Regions from separate parts of the Homo sapiens genome. Here region 2 is linked to region 1. A link is a loop called in an ENCODE intact Hi-C map of the cell type or tissue named here. Cell type or tissue: endothelial cell of umbilical vein. All regions are shown on one strand.

The links. Hi-C counts contacts between places; a loop is a spot of excess contacts. Peaks named below come from ENCODE experiments on the same cell type or tissue, not always from the same donor. Only the 100,000 strongest peaks of a DNase experiment are listed, where the experiment ranks them.
Region 2: it touches region 1 in a loop (13-fold over the local background); 2 of 110 quality-filtered maps call a loop at or near these places.

The regions. Positions count from the first base shown.
Region 1 is chr19:55,161,567-55,169,566 of GRCh38, reverse strand. DNAAF3 (dynein axonemal assembly factor 3) reads left to right here and starts at 2,954. Exons shown (of 12, transcript NM_001256715.2): 1 at 2,954-3,044; 2 at 3,150-3,238; 3 at 3,567-3,709; 4 at 4,104-4,197; 5 at 7,277-7,434; 6 at 7,742-7,924. The coding sequence starts at 3,154. DNAAF3-AS1 (DNAAF3 antisense RNA 1) reads right to left here. Exons shown (of 4, transcript XR_007067345.1): 3 at 4,767-5,023; 4 at 2,663-3,748. It overlaps LOC124904795 (small nucleolar RNA U13), which reads right to left and starts at 2,396; the gene lies at 2,293-2,396. RefSeq lists a silencer at 3,343-3,574 and an enhancer at 7,889-8,000. In endothelial cell of umbilical vein, a CTCF peak has its summit at 3,365 (motif pointing right); DNase peaks (open chromatin) are centred at 2,866 and 3,396; H3K4me3 peaks cover 730 bases; H3K27me3 peaks cover 644 bases.
Region 2 is chr19:55,602,243-55,610,242 of GRCh38, reverse strand. It overlaps ZNF524 (zinc finger protein 524), which reads right to left. Exons shown (of 2, transcript NM_153219.4): 2 at 7,105-8,000. The coding sequence ends at 7,336. ZNF865 (zinc finger protein 865) reads right to left here and starts at 4,596. Exons shown (of 2, transcript NM_001195605.2): 1 at 4,511-4,596. RefSeq lists a silencer at 4,328-4,827 and enhancers at 4,871-5,422, 5,423-5,974, 7,078-7,628. In endothelial cell of umbilical vein, a CTCF peak has its summit at 3,832 (motif pointing right); DNase peaks (open chromatin) are centred at 3,912 and 4,832; H3K4me3 peaks cover 2,019 bases; H3K27ac peaks cover 1,729 bases.

The sequences.
Region 1 (8,000 bases):
CACTTGCCTGTGGTCCCAGCTACTCAGGGGACTGAGGTGGGAGGACTGCTTGAGCCTGAGAGGTTGAGGCTGCAGTGAGCTATGATCACACCACTGAACTCAAGTCTGGATAACAGAGCAAGACTTTGTCTCAAAAATAAATATATAGAAAACAAAGATGAGGGGGAAGATAATTTAAGGCAAAAGAATCCCAAGTTGCAAAGGCCCTGGGGTTCAAACGGCTTGGTGTGTTCTCCAAGGAGCCAGGAGGCTGATGTGGCTTCAGGGGTGGATGACTGCAGATTGCATAGGGCATAGGGAGCCAAGCTAAGGAGCGGGGAATGTGTCCAGGTGCAGCGGGAAGACTTTGGAGGATTTGAAGAGGTGGGAGACATTATTTGATTTATGTTTAAGATCACTCTGGGCCAGGTGCAGTGGCTCACACCGGTAATTCCAGCACTTTGGGAGGCTGAGGCCGGCGGAACTCTTGAAGTCAGGAGTTCGAGACCAGCCTGGCTAACATGGTGAAACCCCGTCTCTACTAAAAATAAAAAAGAATCGCTGGAGCTGGGCACGGTGGCTCACGCCTGTAATCCTAGCGCTTTGGGAGGCCAAGGCAGGTGGATTGCCTGAGCTCAGGAATTCGAGACCAGCCTGGGCAACACGGTGAAACCTCGTCTCTACTAAAATACAAAAAATTAGCTGGGCGTGGCAGCGTGCGCCTGTAATCCCAGCTACTTGGGAGGCTGAGGCAGGAGAATTGCTAGAACCCGGGAAGCGGAGGTTGCAGTGAGCCAAGATCGTGCCACTGCACTCCAGCCTGGGCGACAGAGCAAGACTCCGTCTCTAAAAAAAAAATAATAAATAAATAAATCGCCTGGCTCGGTGGTTCACACCTGTAATCCCAACACTTTGAGAGACCAAGGCGGGCAGATCACCTGAGGTCGTGAGTTGGAGACCAGCCTGACCAACACGGAGAAACCCTGTCTCTACAAAAAATACAAAATTAGCCGGGCGTCCTGGCGCCTGCCTGTAATCCCAGCTACTCGGGAGGCTGAGGCAGAAGAATGGCTTGAACCCGGGAGGCGGAGGTTGCGGTGAGCCGAGATCGCGCCATTGCACTCCAGCCTGGGCAACAAGAGTGAAACTCTCTCTCTCTCTCTCTCTCTCTCTCTCTCTCTATATATATATATATATATATGTATATATATGTATATTTGTATTTTATTTTGTATATATATACAAAATATTTGTATTTTATTTTGTGTATATATAAATATATATACATATATTTGTATTTTATTTTGTGTGTGTATATATATATATATACACAAAATAAAATACAAATACAAAAATTAGCTGGTGTGGTGGCAAATGCCTGTAGTCCCAGCTACCTGGGAGGCTGGGACAGGAGAATCGCTTGAACCCGGGAGGCGGAGGTTTCAGTGAGCCGAGATCGCGCCACTGCACTCCAGCCTGGGTGTCACAGCAAGACTCCATCTCAAAAAAAAAAAATGTCACTCTGGTTCCTTTGCTGAGAATTTGTTGGGAGAGTGGGAGAAATAGGGAGGAAAGGCATTAATTCTCCAGAGAGAAACCCAGGATCTGGGGCTCTTGCAGGCTTAGAGCTGGCCTGGAAGGGGCTGGTTAGCCAGCCTGATTCTGCAGGAATGTCTGAGGTCTCAACCTTCGTTTCCCCAGTAGGTATTGTCTTCCCAGTGCCCAGATCTGCCCTCAGGAGGCAGATCCGCTGCACCTCTGCCCGCTGCACGCTACATTCCCATTTCACAGAGCAGCAGACTGAGGCTCAGAAAGGGTGACTGGTCTAAGCTCATGTGTCTGGGCAAGGAGAGGAGGCAGAGAGCCAAGTCCCCTTGGGCGCTGAGCCCAGTGCTGGGTGCTGGGGTGATCTAGAGATGTGCCTCATTCAGACTTTGGTTTTTCTTTTTTTTTTTTTTGAGACAGAGTCTTGCTCTGTCGCCCAGGCTGGAGTTCAGAGGCGCGATCTCAGTTCACTGCAACCTCTGCCTCCCAGGTTCAACAGACTCTCCTGCCTCAGCCTCCGGAGTAGCTGGGATTACAGGTGCGTGCCACCACGCCCGGTTAATTTTTGTATTTTTTAAGGTCGAGGCGCGGTTTCACCATGTTGGCCAGACTGGTCTCCAACTTCTGACCTCAAGTTATCTGCCCACCTTGACCTCCCAAAGTGTTGGGATCACAGGCGTGGCCACAGCGCCCGGCCGACTTACCCTTATTTTAATGCAGTTGATTTAACTGTACGATTACAGAATTTACCTGTAATTTTTTTGTTCATGTCAGAAGAGTAATGTGCCGATGTCGTAACAAGGTTTGAGGGAGGCACATCTCACGCATGCGCGTGAACACCCAATCATCCCGCTTAGAAACTACAAAAGGATCTAGCTGTAAGTTTAAATTATGGCTTCGTGTAACAATAACCAGCTCACAAATCCCTGAATTTTTAATGACCTGCACATCAGTGTCCCACCTGTGGGCTGTTCTGTGTGGTAGAGCCCACGTTGTGCTGGGGCGGGGAGCGGGCTCAGAAGCCTGCCATCTAAAGTCTAGACACTTCACTTTATTTGAATTGATGAAAATTCCGTTACGTATGAGCAAAGGCATATGAAGAAAACAAAAAAACAAAAAACAAGAAATAAGATTAAGCTCCCTTCACTCTCAATTTTAATCAGCCCAGGCCTCCCCCATTCCAGAAATTTGGACCGACCCTGACTCCGCCCCAACCTGTTCTAGCACCGCCCCTTCCCCCGCCGGCGCCGTCGTCATGACAACCGCGTCCACACGCCCTCTTCTCCTAGGTGTGGGGGAAGGCTGGCCCTCAGTGCTCCCATTGGCCAAAAGTTTGTAGAGGGCGGGCCTCGCTCACTCTCATTGGTCAGTTGCTCGCTGTGGTCCCATCCCACATGCTTCCATTGCTTGATTCCTCGAAAAGGGCGGGGACTCTGGGCAGCGGTTGTGGAGTGCCGCGGGTCCACAGTGCTGCACTGAGCAGAGAGGAAGGGGCGTCCCGGGATATTTGGAGGATAAAGGTGTGGGCAAGGTATCATGTGGAGGCAAAGGGGCGAGAAGTGAGGGGCGGTGAGAGGGGAGCGGGGCGGGCAATGTGTGCGATTCCCAGAATGTCTTTTCCGCAGGGTGATGACCACACCTGCCGGCTCCGGCAGCGGCTTCGGCTCCGTGTCCTGGTGGGGCCTGTCCCCGGCGCTGGACCTGCAGGCTGAAAGTGAGTCCCAGCACGCAAGGTCTGATACACCGTCTGCCTTCCCAGCCTGAGCAGACGGCCTTTTAGAGCTCGTAGTCCCAGCGTCGGTGGCAAGGGGGGCGCTAACGTTCTCCAACGCTCCAGCGGCAGAGGGCGCGCTCCCAGGGGCAGCCCCGAGGTCCTGTCTGCGGACTGCGAATCCCAGAATACTCAGAGGAAACACCTCCCCTTAGAACCTAGGCCACGGGCGGAACGCCTACTGGGATTTGTAGTCCATTTTTTATAGGGGATGCTACGGTGGACGCTCTGCCAACCACCATGGTGCCCCAGCCAGCTGTCATCTTGCCAGGTCCTCCTGTGGACCCAGACTCCCAGGCCGATACAGTGCACAGCAACCCCGAGCTAGATGTGCTGCTTCTGGGCTCTGTGGATGGACGGCACCTGCTGCGGACCCTGTCCCGAGCGAAGTTCTGGCCTCGCAGGAGGTTCAACGTGAGCTGGGATGAAGATGAGAGCCCAGATTCCCGAGTCCTTGAGGGAGGAAGGGATTGAAATTCTAAAACCTCAGGTCCAGGAATGAAGGGGCTGGAGACTCCTAGATCTGAGGGAGGCAGAAGCTGGGAGCGAACCGATGCGTCTTGGGGGAAGGAAGGGGCTGGGGTTTGGAACTCCTGGGTTCTATAGTGGGGAAGAGCTCGAGGATGAGGTCTTCTGAGTAATGGAAGGGAAGAGAGCTCTGGGGACACAGACTTCTGTGTTTGAAGGAAGAGGCTGGTGTACAGAACTCGGGTGTGTGGAAGGAGAGAGCTGAGGGCCTGCTCTCCTGGGTCTCCTAGGACCCAGGCAAACAGGTCTCAGAATTATTCTGCCCTGTCCATCCTTCTAGTTCTTTGTGCTGGAGAATAATCTGGAAGCTGTGGCCCGACACATGCTGATCTTCAGCCTAGCCCTGGAGGAACCGGAGAAGATGGGGCTGCAAGGTCTGTTGCTAGGACCCAGGCATTCTGACCGCTGGTCTCCTCCCCCTCCCTAGAGGGATTCTGGCATTTCAATGGTACAATTAAAAAGTTTGGTTATTTTCCTGGGAGGCGGAGGTTACAGTGAGCCGAGATCGCGCCATTGCACTCCAGCCTAGGCAACAAGAGCGAAACTCCGGCCGGGCGCGGTGGCTCACGCCTGTTAATCCCAGCACTTTGGGAGGCCGAGGCAGGAGAATGGCGTGAACCCGGCAGGCGGAGCTTGCAGTGAGCTGAGATCGCGCCACTGCACTCCAGCCAGGGTGACAGAGCGAGACTCCGTCTCAAAAAAAAAAAAAAAAAAAAAAAAAAGAGAGCGAAACTCCATCTAAAAACCAAAAATGTTTGGTATTTTCCAGTGTGGTACCTCTGATGAAAAAAAAAATCCAATATATTTATTGATGATGGTCCCCTCTGATGTAATTTGCCATCTTAGAGCCTCAGCTCCTCCTACCTGTAAAATGGGGCTAAATATAATACATCTTAGAGCCACTTAGAAAATTCCAGGAGAGGCTGGGTGCAGTGGTTCACACCTGTAATCCCAGCACTTTGGGAGGCTGAGGTGGGCAGATCACGAGGTCAGGAGATCGAGACCATCCTGCTCAACATGGTGAAACCCCGTCTCTACTAAACATACAACAATTAGCCGGGTGTGGTGGCAGGCGCCTGTAGTCCCAGCTACTCGGGAGGCTGAAGCAGGAGAATCACTTGAACCCGGGAGGCAGAGGTTGCAGTGAGCCGAGATCACACCACTGCACTCCAGCCTGGGCGACAAAAGCAAAACCTCCATCTAAAAAAAAAAGAAAGAAAGAAAAAGAAAACAGGTTTGTTTGTTTATTTATTTATTTATTTGAGGCAGAGTCTTGTCCCGTTGCCCAGATTGGAGTGCAATGGCACGATCTTGGCTCTCCATAACCTCTGCCTCCTGGATTCAAGCAATTCTCCTGCCTCAGTCTCCCAAGTAGCTGGGATTACAGGCATGCACCACCATGCCCGGCTAAGGTTTTGTATTTTTAGTAGAGCCGGGGTTTCACCATGTTGGCCAGGATGGTCTCGAGATGCTGACCTCAGGTGATCCGCCCGCCTTGGCCTGCCAAAGTGCTAGGTTTACAGGCGGGTGCGATCACACCCGGCCCCAAGAAAAGAGGTTTAATTGACTCACAGTTCCACAGGCTGTACAGGGAGTATGGCTGGGAAGGCCTCAGGAAACTTACAATCATGACAGGAGGCGAAGGGGATGCAGGCATCTGTTCCACGGCAGGAAAAGGGGCAAGAGAGGCAGTGGGGAAGAGGCGCACACTTGCAAATAACCAGATTTTGTGGGAACTCACTATCACGAGAACAGCAAGGGAGAAATCTGCCCCTGTGACCCAATCACCTCCCACCAGGCCCCGCCTCCAATATTGGGGATTACAATTCAACATGAGATTTAAGCAGGGACACAGATCCAAACCATATCAGTCATTAATGACCCAGGGAATTCAGAGTACATTGCACAGTACAGATTGTTCAAAGTTCTTAAACAGTTAGAACTAAACTGATCTATTTTACTAAAGGCACATAGTTCTCTTCTATTAAGTTCTTAAACAACTAACATGAAACTATTTGTATGTCTATGTGTATATATATTATATGCAAAGGTATATACAGTCATCCCTCAGTAACACTGGGGACTGGTTCCAGGACCCCTGCAGATACCAAGATCCAAGGATGCTCAAGTCCCTTATAAAATTGTATAGTATTGCCAGGGGCGGTGGCTCACGCCTGTAATCCTAACACTTTGGGAGCCTGAGGTGGGAGGACTGCTTGAGACCACGAGTTTGAGACTGGCCTGGTCAACATAGTGAGACCCCGTCTCTACAAGAAATAAAATATTGGCCGGGCGCGGTGGCTCACGCCTGTAATCCCAGCACTTTGGGAGACCGAGGCAGGCAGATCACGAGGTCAGGAGATCGAGACCATCCTGGCTAACACGGTGAAACCCCGTCTCTACTAAAAATACAAAAAAAAAAAAAAAAAAATTAGCCGCCGGGCGCGATGGCTCACGCCTGTAATCCCAGCACTTTGGGAGGCTGAGGCGGGTGGATCACGAGGTCAGGAGATCGAGACCATCCTGGCTAACACGTGAAACCCCGTCTCTACTAAAAATACAAAAAATTAGCCGGGTGTGGTGGCGGGCGCTTGTAGTCCCAGCTACTCCGGAGGCTGAGGCAGAAGAATGGCGTGAACCCGGGAGGCGGAGCTTGCAGTGAGCCGGGATCGCGCCACTGCACTACAGTCTAGGCGACAGAGCGAGACTCCGTCTCAAAAAAAAAAAAAAAAAAAAAAAAAAAAAAGAAAAAGAAAAGAAAAAGAAATAAAACATTAGCTGGGTGTGGTAGCTAATGCCTAGCCCCAGCTAGCTGGGAAGCTGGAGGAGGAGGGTCCCTTAAGCTCAGGTGGTCGAGGTAACAGTGAACTATGATGGCACAACTGCATTCAGCCTGGGCAACAGAGTGAGACACTGTCTCAAAACAAAAAAGATGTACTTACAAATAGCCTGTACACATGGTCCCATACACCGCAAATCATCTCTAGATTACCTATAATATGTAATACAATGTAAATGCTTACACCATATTTTACAATTTGTATTATTTTTTACTGTTGTGTTGTTATCTTTTCCCCCAAATATTCTCTGTCTGCGGTGAGTGTGGAATCTGCAACTCTAATTCCCTCTTCTAGGTGGTTATTTATTTATTTATTTTAGAGGCGGAGTCTCACTCTGTTGCCCAGGCTGGAGTGCAATGGCATGATCTCGGCCCATTGCAACCTCCGCCTCCGGGTTCAAGCGATTCTCCTGCCTCAGCCTCCCGAGTAACTGGGATTACAGGCGCCCGCCACCATGTCCGGCCCTGTTCTTCATGTAGTTTTTGGGATGCGTGGGGAGTTTGCGGGGGTTCATTGTTTTCATTAGATGACTATGACATAATAACATATTAAGGGTGTAATTTCTGGGCTCCCTCCTCCACACATTCCCGCAATTATCTCCCTCTCTCCGTAGAGCGAAGCGAGACCTTCCTGGAAGTGTGGGGGAACGCGCTGCTGCGCCCGCCAGTGGCCGCCTTCGTGCGTGCCCAGGCCGACCTGCTGGCGCACCTGGTCCCCGAGCCCGACCGCCTGGAGGAACAGCTGCCCTGGCTCAGCCTCCGCGCCCTCAAGGTGCCGCCGCCCGGCCTCCATCTGGGATCGGGTGGCCGCGGGAATAATGGAAGCGCACAGTCCAAAGGACGTGCGTTGATGGAGCAGGCGGCGGGCTAGGGGGTTCGAATCCCAGTTCCCCGACTCCCACTGTGGGATTTGGCCTGGGGGCAGGAGGTGGCTTCTGCTTTCGGAGCCTCAGTTTTTCCATCCGAGAAACGGGGGAATCGTTCCCCTGTTCTGGGATGGAAGAGAGGGTCAATTAGAATCCGCTCTCCCTGCATCCCTCTCTGCCTTCCTCTGTCCCACCGCGTGCCTGGCCCCGCAGTTCCGCGAGCGGGATGCCCTGGAGGCCGTATTCCGCTTCTGGGCTGGCGGCGAGAAAGGGCCCCAGGCGTTCCCCATGAGCCGCCTCTGGGACTCGCGCCTGCGCCACTACCTGGGCTCCCGCTACGACGCCCGGCGCGGTGTCAGCGACTGGGACCTGCGCATGAAGCTGCATGACCGCGGGGTGAGGGGCCCAGGAGAGGGGCTGGGGGCCTGGACCCCTGGGTCTGAGGGAGGAGGGGCTGGGGGCCTCCTGAGTC
Region 2 (8,000 bases), 440 kb before region 1:
TAGCAATTAATGAAAATGAAAACACAACATACCAAAGCTGAGGAGGTGCAGCCAAAGCAATGCTCAGAGGGAAATGCACAGCTGTGAATGTCTATCTTGGTATTTGTGGAATGAACAAAGCGATGAGACTAAGCTGATCAAACTCCCAGAGGAACGGAGGGGGACATGTAGCAGAAATGGAGCTAAATGATCCCAGGAATTCCTGGGAGAAGCAATTCTGGGGACAGTGATGTTATGAGGAGGGCACTGAGGGCAGGGTGTGGAGATGCTGAAGGGGATACATCAGTGGTGGACAGAATTGATCAGGCTTATGATAATCTCCACTAGGAAACCAGAAACATTCCCTCTTTCATACAACTCAAGCCTAAACTGGTATCTTTTTAAGAGGGGATGTCATAGGAGGGTTTTATGCAGAGAGAAGCATGATGGGGAGGGACCCACCCCTCCACCACCACCACCAAGGGACAGGAGTCCCACAGCAAGTGTATTAACGGTTCACATTTATTGTTTGACCAGTTTGATATTTGTTATTGCCTGGAGGCAGCACAGTCCTGTACCATGACTGGGCCCATCTTATAAGTGGGGAAACTGAGGAGCAGCATGGGGAAGGCATTCCTCCAAGGTCATGTGGCCAATAAAGAGGAAAGCAGGTAACTGATTCCAGGTCTTTCTGATGCCAGACTGTGGGCCGTTCTGCTGCAACAACGCTGCCTTGTGATGAAATTCTGGTTTGTTAATAAAGAGTAACGTGCGCATATAACACTGGATGTGTGCTTTCTACCAGCCCAGCACTCTTGTAACTCTGATGTGTGTGAGCTCAACGAATCCTCCCAGTAACCCTAGAAGATGGTTACAAGCATTGACTCTGAAATACAAAGGAAGAGACTGAGGGCCAGAGAGATAAATTAAACTTCCAAAGTCAGGCCAGGCATGGTGGCTCATGCCTGTAATGCCAGCACTTTGGGAGGCCGAGGTGGGTGGATCAACTATAGTCAGGAGTTCGAGACTAGCCTGGCCAATATATAGTGAAACCCCGTCTCTACTAAAAATAAAAAAATTAGCCGGGTGTGGTGGTGCACACCTGTAGTTCCAGCTAGTGGGGAAGCTGAGGCAGGATAATTGCTTGAACCCAGGACACAGAGGTTGCAGTGAGCTCACGCCACTGCACTCCAGCCTGGGTGACAGAGTGAGACTCTGTTTCTCAAAAACAAACAAACAAACTTCTAAAGTCACATTGTTAACTAGTGGCAGGGCCAGTGGTTGAAGAAAGGCAGCAAGGCTCCAGAGTCCCATCACATGCTGTCTTTCGGTATTTCTCCCTCCAAAATGAAGGAGGACCCCCGCCCCCAATCCCACTTCATACTGGAAACATGCATTGCTCCACCCATCTCCCTGCCAACAAATCCCAAGTCTCTTGGCTTGACCCAAGACCAGAACAAGTCACCAACATTTGTTGACCTCTAACAAGCATTGTACTTAGGTGCCTTATGTGGCTTGTTTCATTCAAACTTCACAACAAATGTGTTATTATTATTCCCATTTTACTGACAGGAGGACTATAACCAAAGCATGTCTATCCTCGGTCCCAAACCAAACAGTAACCCCATCTCATTCAAAAGCCACAGTCCTGACTGGGCACGGTGGCTCACGCCTGTAATCCCAGCATTTTTGGAGGCCAAGGCAGGCGGATCACCTGAGGTCGGGAGTTTGAGACCAGCCTGACCAACATGGAGAAACCCCATCTCTACTAAAAATACAAAATTAGCTGGGCGTGGTGGCACATGCCTGTAATCCCAGCTACTCGGGAGGCTGAGGCAGGAGAATCACTTGAACCCGGGAGGCGGAGGTTGCAGCGAGCTAAGATCACACCACTGCACTCCAGCCTGGGCAACAAGAGCGAAACTCCTTTTCAAAAAAAAAAAAAAAAAAAGCCACAGTCCTTACAATGACCTCCACAGTCTCCTGGCTGCTCTTCCCATGTGCCCACTCTATTCCTGCTGCAGGGCCTTTGCGCTGGCTGTTGCTGTTGCCTGTAATATTCTGACTCTCAGGCAACCATCTCGCTCACCCCTTCACCTCCTCCCCATCTTTGGTCAACTGTCTTCTCAATGAGCCTCTCAGTAACCAATGACCTGTCACCCAGGCCCACATCCTCATCTCCCTAACCCTGCTTCATTTCTCTCCTTACTGCTCAGCATCATTTATAACCTCACATAATCTACTTCTTTGCCTTGATTTTGTTGGTCTCCCCATCCAGATGATCGGCTTCCTGAAGGCAAGGATTTTTATCTCTTGCTCACTGTTCCATCCCCAGGACCTACAACAGTTCCTGGCTTGATACATTTTTGTTTGAAGAAGTGAATGAATGAGGCTAGGAAAGGAGGGAGTGATTTGCTCAAAGCTGTGAACCCTAGTGGAATCCAGGGCTCATCCTCCCAATCACTTCGCTCCTGGGGTTAGGGCGCTGTTAAGAGCAGCCCCCAAGTGGGCCACAGTTGTCCAGGAGAAGGGGAATTTTTACTCTTGTATAACTTTTTGGTGTGTGGCTTTTGGGAGGGACAAGATGACAAGACATAGGAAAATCCTGGGGGAGGCCATCCTGAACCACAGCCCCCCAGGTCTATCTCTTTATCCCGTGATATTCTGAACACGCACATATACTCTTGGTTTTTGTTTTTATTTTTTTTCACTGCAGCCTCGAACTCCTGGGCTCAAGCAGCCCTCCCACCTCAGCCTCCTGAATAGCTGGGGACTACAGGTGCCCACCAACCACACCCAGCTTTTTTTTTTTTTTTTTTTTTTTCCTGTAAAGACAGGGTCTCACTATGTTGCCGAGGTTGGTCTTGAACTCCTGGCCTCCAGCGATCCTCCCACTTTGGCCTTCCCAACTGCTGGGATTACAGGCATGAGCCACCTCGCCTGGCCTGTATTTTGTCTTTTAATCATCTGCCCCCTCAACTAGCATATCCACTCCATGAGGACAGGGATTCTTGTCTATTTTGTTCTCTGTTGTACCCCCAATGTAAAGTAGGTGCTCATTAAACAGTTGTTCAACCAGTGTTTACGAATGAACGTATGAATGAATGAAGAACATTCTGGGCTCGGTAGAGCTGACAAAGGCTAGATAATTTATCCCAGTGCCCTCACCTCCAAAGCCTTTTGAGACCAAAGCTTCCTTCCTCTTGTTCTTGCCTTCAAATCTTCCACTCCACCCTCACCGGCCTCCCCTGCTGCTCCTCCACTCACCGTGCTCACCGCCACTTCAGGGCCTTTGCACTTGTTGTTCTTGCTGCCTGCTCACCCAGATCTTTGCATGGCTAAGCTGCCACTTGTAATTCAGCTTTCACCTCTAAAGTAGTTCATCAGGCTCTCAGAGAACCCACAAAACCCCGTGTATCTTTGTCGACTCGTGTCTGATCAACTAGACTGTGAGACCCCGCACAGTGAGAACACTGTGTGTATCGACCCCCTTCGTGGCTGTATATTATACCCTTCAGCTAGAATAGTGAATATGCGTTCAACGCAGAAGGAATGCCTACGAGAAAAGAAGTCACACCCTAGTGAAGTCCAGGGTCTTCCCTAGGGAGTCCAGGACGATAGCCTGAGAGCTGGGTGAGAAGCTGCAGGTCAGGGCAACAGTTGTTCACGCCATAGGAAGAGGATGAGGCACATTCTGGGAAGGAAGGCTTCACCGCCTCACTGCGGGACACTGTTCTGTGGCAGAAGTAATGAAGACGGGCTGACCGCGATGAGGGTGGGGTGAGAGGAGGTACGGGAGTATGTCATGGGAGCCTGGAGCTAAGCAGGCGGATATTTCTACCTGAGGCGGGAGAGGATGTGAGTGTGAAGGAACTCTAGAGGGAGCTGTGCCGCTGCGATGGGGGGGTGGCTTTGAAAGGGGCATTCTTAAGGGGAATCACTGGAGGACCTGCAGAAGGGAAAAAGGCATTCTTGGTGCTGACCAGAATAGAAAGTATTTTCACACCCACGAAGGGGCGTTCTGCTGGGGAGGGAGGTGGTCAGGGCCATTGGGGGCTGTTGCTGTATGGACAGAGATAACGGGGGACAGTTCTGCTGCAAGGCACTAAGGAAACACTCTGGGGAGAATTATATAGAGGATACTAATAAGAGGGTTCACGAGCAGCTGCCCTACATGGGGAGGGGCAATGCTGATGGCATCTGGAGGCTGACCTGGAGGAAGCAATGACGGGGAGCGCTATGTGGAGGGGATCCTACGAGGAGGTATCATTTGGGGGCCCTGGCAGCCGTTTAGGGGATCGCCACGAATGAAAGCGCTTTGGCAGCCATCCTAGCTGGGGGCGTTCATGGGGGAGCTATCTGCAGTGATCCTACCGGGGAGCAGTGATTGGGGGTCCCTTGGCAAGGGCCCGGCGGGAGCTGCACTGACTTGCTAGGGGTTGGGGGACGTTCTGGGGACCACAGCGGGCCAGGGCGGGGCCCCCCGCCCCCGCTGCACCCGGGCCCCCGGGCCACGCACCCCGTCACTCACCGGCGCCGGGGTCTCCGCCGGGAGGAGGCCGAGGAGGCGGAGGAGGCGCCGCCGCTCCGGGGAGACCCGAGGGCCCGACCGGAAGTGCCGCCCCCTCCCCCCTCCCCGGCAGCCCCGCACCGCCCGCCTGCCCGCCCGCCCGGAAGCGGAAGTCGCGCCCGTTCCCGAGGCGCCGGCGTGGAGGATCGGAAAGAGGAGGCGGTGGCGGGGACCAGGAGGGGGGAAATGCGCTTGCGCACTGACTCGGGGACGCGAGCAGTGAAAGCCCGGGCCGATTCCGGTGGGCGAACTGAGCCAGGTGCGCCTGCGCTTTGAATGCCCGCCTCTTCTACGGGAACCCCGCGACACGCTCTGGGCGTCCGGTTAAGCCACACCTCCGGCTCGGGTCTCACACTGAAGCCCCGCCCCCTGGCCCTGAACCACGCCCATCTCACAGCGTGATTATAAGCCCCCTACTGCCTCAAAGTCTGTCTTCGTCCCCTCGCCCTCATGCAGTTTCTCCTGTTCTTCCCCCTCTCCAAGCTCCCACTCTCTGGAACTTCACCCCTCCCTAGGCCCCGCCCCCTCCATCCAAGCCCCGCCCCTTCACCCCATAGCATTTAAGTTGCACCTCGTGACTTTTGAGTGCCTCCCACCTCTAAAGCATTCTTTTAAATCGGTGGTTGTCAAGGATAGTTGGGAGGCCAGCAGCATCCGGCTGCCTGCTCAGACCATGCGGAATAGAAGCCCTGGGGTTGGGGGTCTAGGGATCCGTGTTTTGAAATACTCTGATTCTGCTGCATGCTGGTCAAGAGCCATGGATTTACCACACTTGACACTGCCCGCTCATATAATCGCTATAATCCCGGCTCCCAACTCAGCCCCATCCCAAACAGCCAAACCCAGACCCATTCAGCCCCTCCTGCTAAGCTTCCACTCTCCCAGGAACTTCCCTTAGATTAAGTACTTCCTTCTCTCCCCATCGCCTCCATAGCAGTCGTGCGCCCCCATCAGCACCTTCTAAGTCCCACCTCCAATACCCTGTTCCCTCAGAGTTTCTCCTTTAAGCCCCGGCCCCCGGCCCTCGGCCCTGAACCACGCCCACCTCAGAGCTGAATTATTATAAGCTCCGCCCCTCACCTTAAAATCCGTTCTCTTGGCCTGGCGTGGTGGCTCACGCCTGTAATCCCAGCACTTTGGGAGGCCAAGGCAGGCGGATTGCTTGAGCACAGGAGTTCAAGACCAGCCTGGGCAATATGGCAAAACCCCGTCTCTACAAAAAAAAAAAATACAAAAATTAGGCTGGACGCGGTGGCTCACGCCTGTAATCCCAGCACTTTGGGAGGCCGAGGCGGGTGGATCACGAGGTCAGGAGGTCAAGACCAGCCTGGCCAAGATGGTGAAACCCCGTCTCTACTAAAATTACAAAAATTAGCCAGGCGTGGTGGCGGGCGCCTGTAATTCCAGCTACTCGGGAGGCTGAGGGAGAGAACTGCTTGAACCCGGGAGGCAGAGGTTGCAGTGAGCCAGATTGCCCCACTGCACTCCAGCCTGGACGACAGCAAGACTCCGTCTCAAAAAAAAAAAATTAGCTAAATATGCTGGCGCCCGTCTGTAGTCTCAGCTACTCCGGAGGCTGAAGCAGGAGGGTCGCTTGAGCCTGGCAGGTCGAGGCTGCAGTGAGCGGTGATAGGGCCACTGCACTCCAGCCTGGATGACAGAGCGAGACCCTGTCTCAAAAAAAAAATTATCCGTCCTCCTTGCCCCACTCTCACGCAGTTCCTCCTGTTCTTCCCCAGCTCCAAGCCCCTACTCTCTATTAGATCAACTCTATCCATCCTCTTTAAACCGCTCTCACTTTCTGCGGACCAACCCCTAAACCTCTTTAAGCCCCACCCAACTCTAACCCTCTTCTAAGCCCCCGCCCCAGGTCCCAGCCTAACTGCCCCGCAATCTCAGCCCCACCCCTCGCTCCTTAGCCCCGCCCCAATCCACACCCCTTATCTCTAAACCTTACCCAGACCGTCCTGCTCATACCTTTGTCTTAATTTTTCCTTCCAAACAGTAGGTCCTCAGGACAAGGAGGTGGGGCAAAGTGGCTGCAGAATTTCTGGGAATTGGCTAGGAGAGAGGCGGTCGGACCTACAGTCAGGTCTGCATGGAAGGTTCAATGTTTTTAGTTAGATTGGATGTGTACTGGGAATACAGCTGACCCTTGAACAACAGGGGTTTGAACTGCAGGTCCATTGAGAGGCGGACGTTTTTTCACCCAAACACCGGTGGAACATACAGTATACGAAGGGCGGATTTTCCTACATCCGCGGGTTCCGCAGGGCCCACTGCTGGACTTGTGTATGCCCAGATCTTGGTATCTGCGAGGTTCGTGGAACCAATTCCCCGCGGACTCCGAGGGACCCATGGACTTTGGGGTCTGATGGAGATGGGGAAGGGGCCAAGGTTCCCCCCAAAACCATTCTTTGGCGAGCACCACGCTCATGAGGCACAGGAAGTGGGGTCCTCTCCAATTCCCCGCACTCCCGACAGGACGGTGTAGCCGAGGAAGAACATTTGAAGGCAGGAGAGGATGGCATCCCGGCACGGAACACACACAGGCAGCCAGCAGGCAGAGATTTATTTCCACAGCCCCTGCCTCCAAGGGTCTGTTAGTCTGGGGGAGGGGGGCTGAAGGCAGCTGGACCCCAAAGTTTAGGTCTCCACCCTCCACCTGCTCCCACAACGGGAAGACCACCGGAAACAAGGGTGTCCCGGCCCCCTGGCTCAGGCCCAGCACCAGCCAAACTCCCTGCTCTAAACCTGGCCCAGGGAGCGATGGCCGGGGGTGTGGGTCAGGCCGGCTCCCCTTTCCCCTCTGTCTCCTCCTCCTCCTCGGCCCCTGCTGTGGCCGGGATGCCCTCCTCGTCCCACGGCGGTTCAGACCCTGGATCTGGTGCACACAGGGGTACCCCCATGGCCTCCGGGTGCTTGCGCTTCGCATGGCGCCGGAGCGTGTTGGCCTCTGTAAAGCGCAGCCGGCAGATGGGGCACTGGTACGGGCGCTCCCCCGAGTGCACGCGGTGGTGGTGCGCCAGCTCGCCCGCCTCGCGGAAGCGGCGGGGGCACAGCGGGCAGCGGAAGGGCCGCAGGCCGGCATGGATGTTGCAGTGCCGCCGCAGGTGGCTGGAGCGCTTGAAGGTCTTGCCGCAAACCTTGCACTGGTGCGGCTTCAGCTCTGAGTGCGAGATGCTGTGGCGCTCCAGGTCGGAGAGGTAGGGGAAGGCCCGCAGGCACACCGGGCAGAAGTGTGGGGCCTTCCTGGGGCCAGAGCCCTCAGGCCCAGCCGCTGAACCTTCAGAGACCGTATAGGGCACACCCTGATCATCGATCAGGAGGAGGTCGCTCCCGCCACTGCTGCCTACTGGGGCTGTCACCCCCTGCACCTGCACCAGTGGGGGCTCCTGCCCTGACTTGGGGGGGCGGCCCCGCTTGCGAGGGAGGGAGGCCTTGAGTGTCC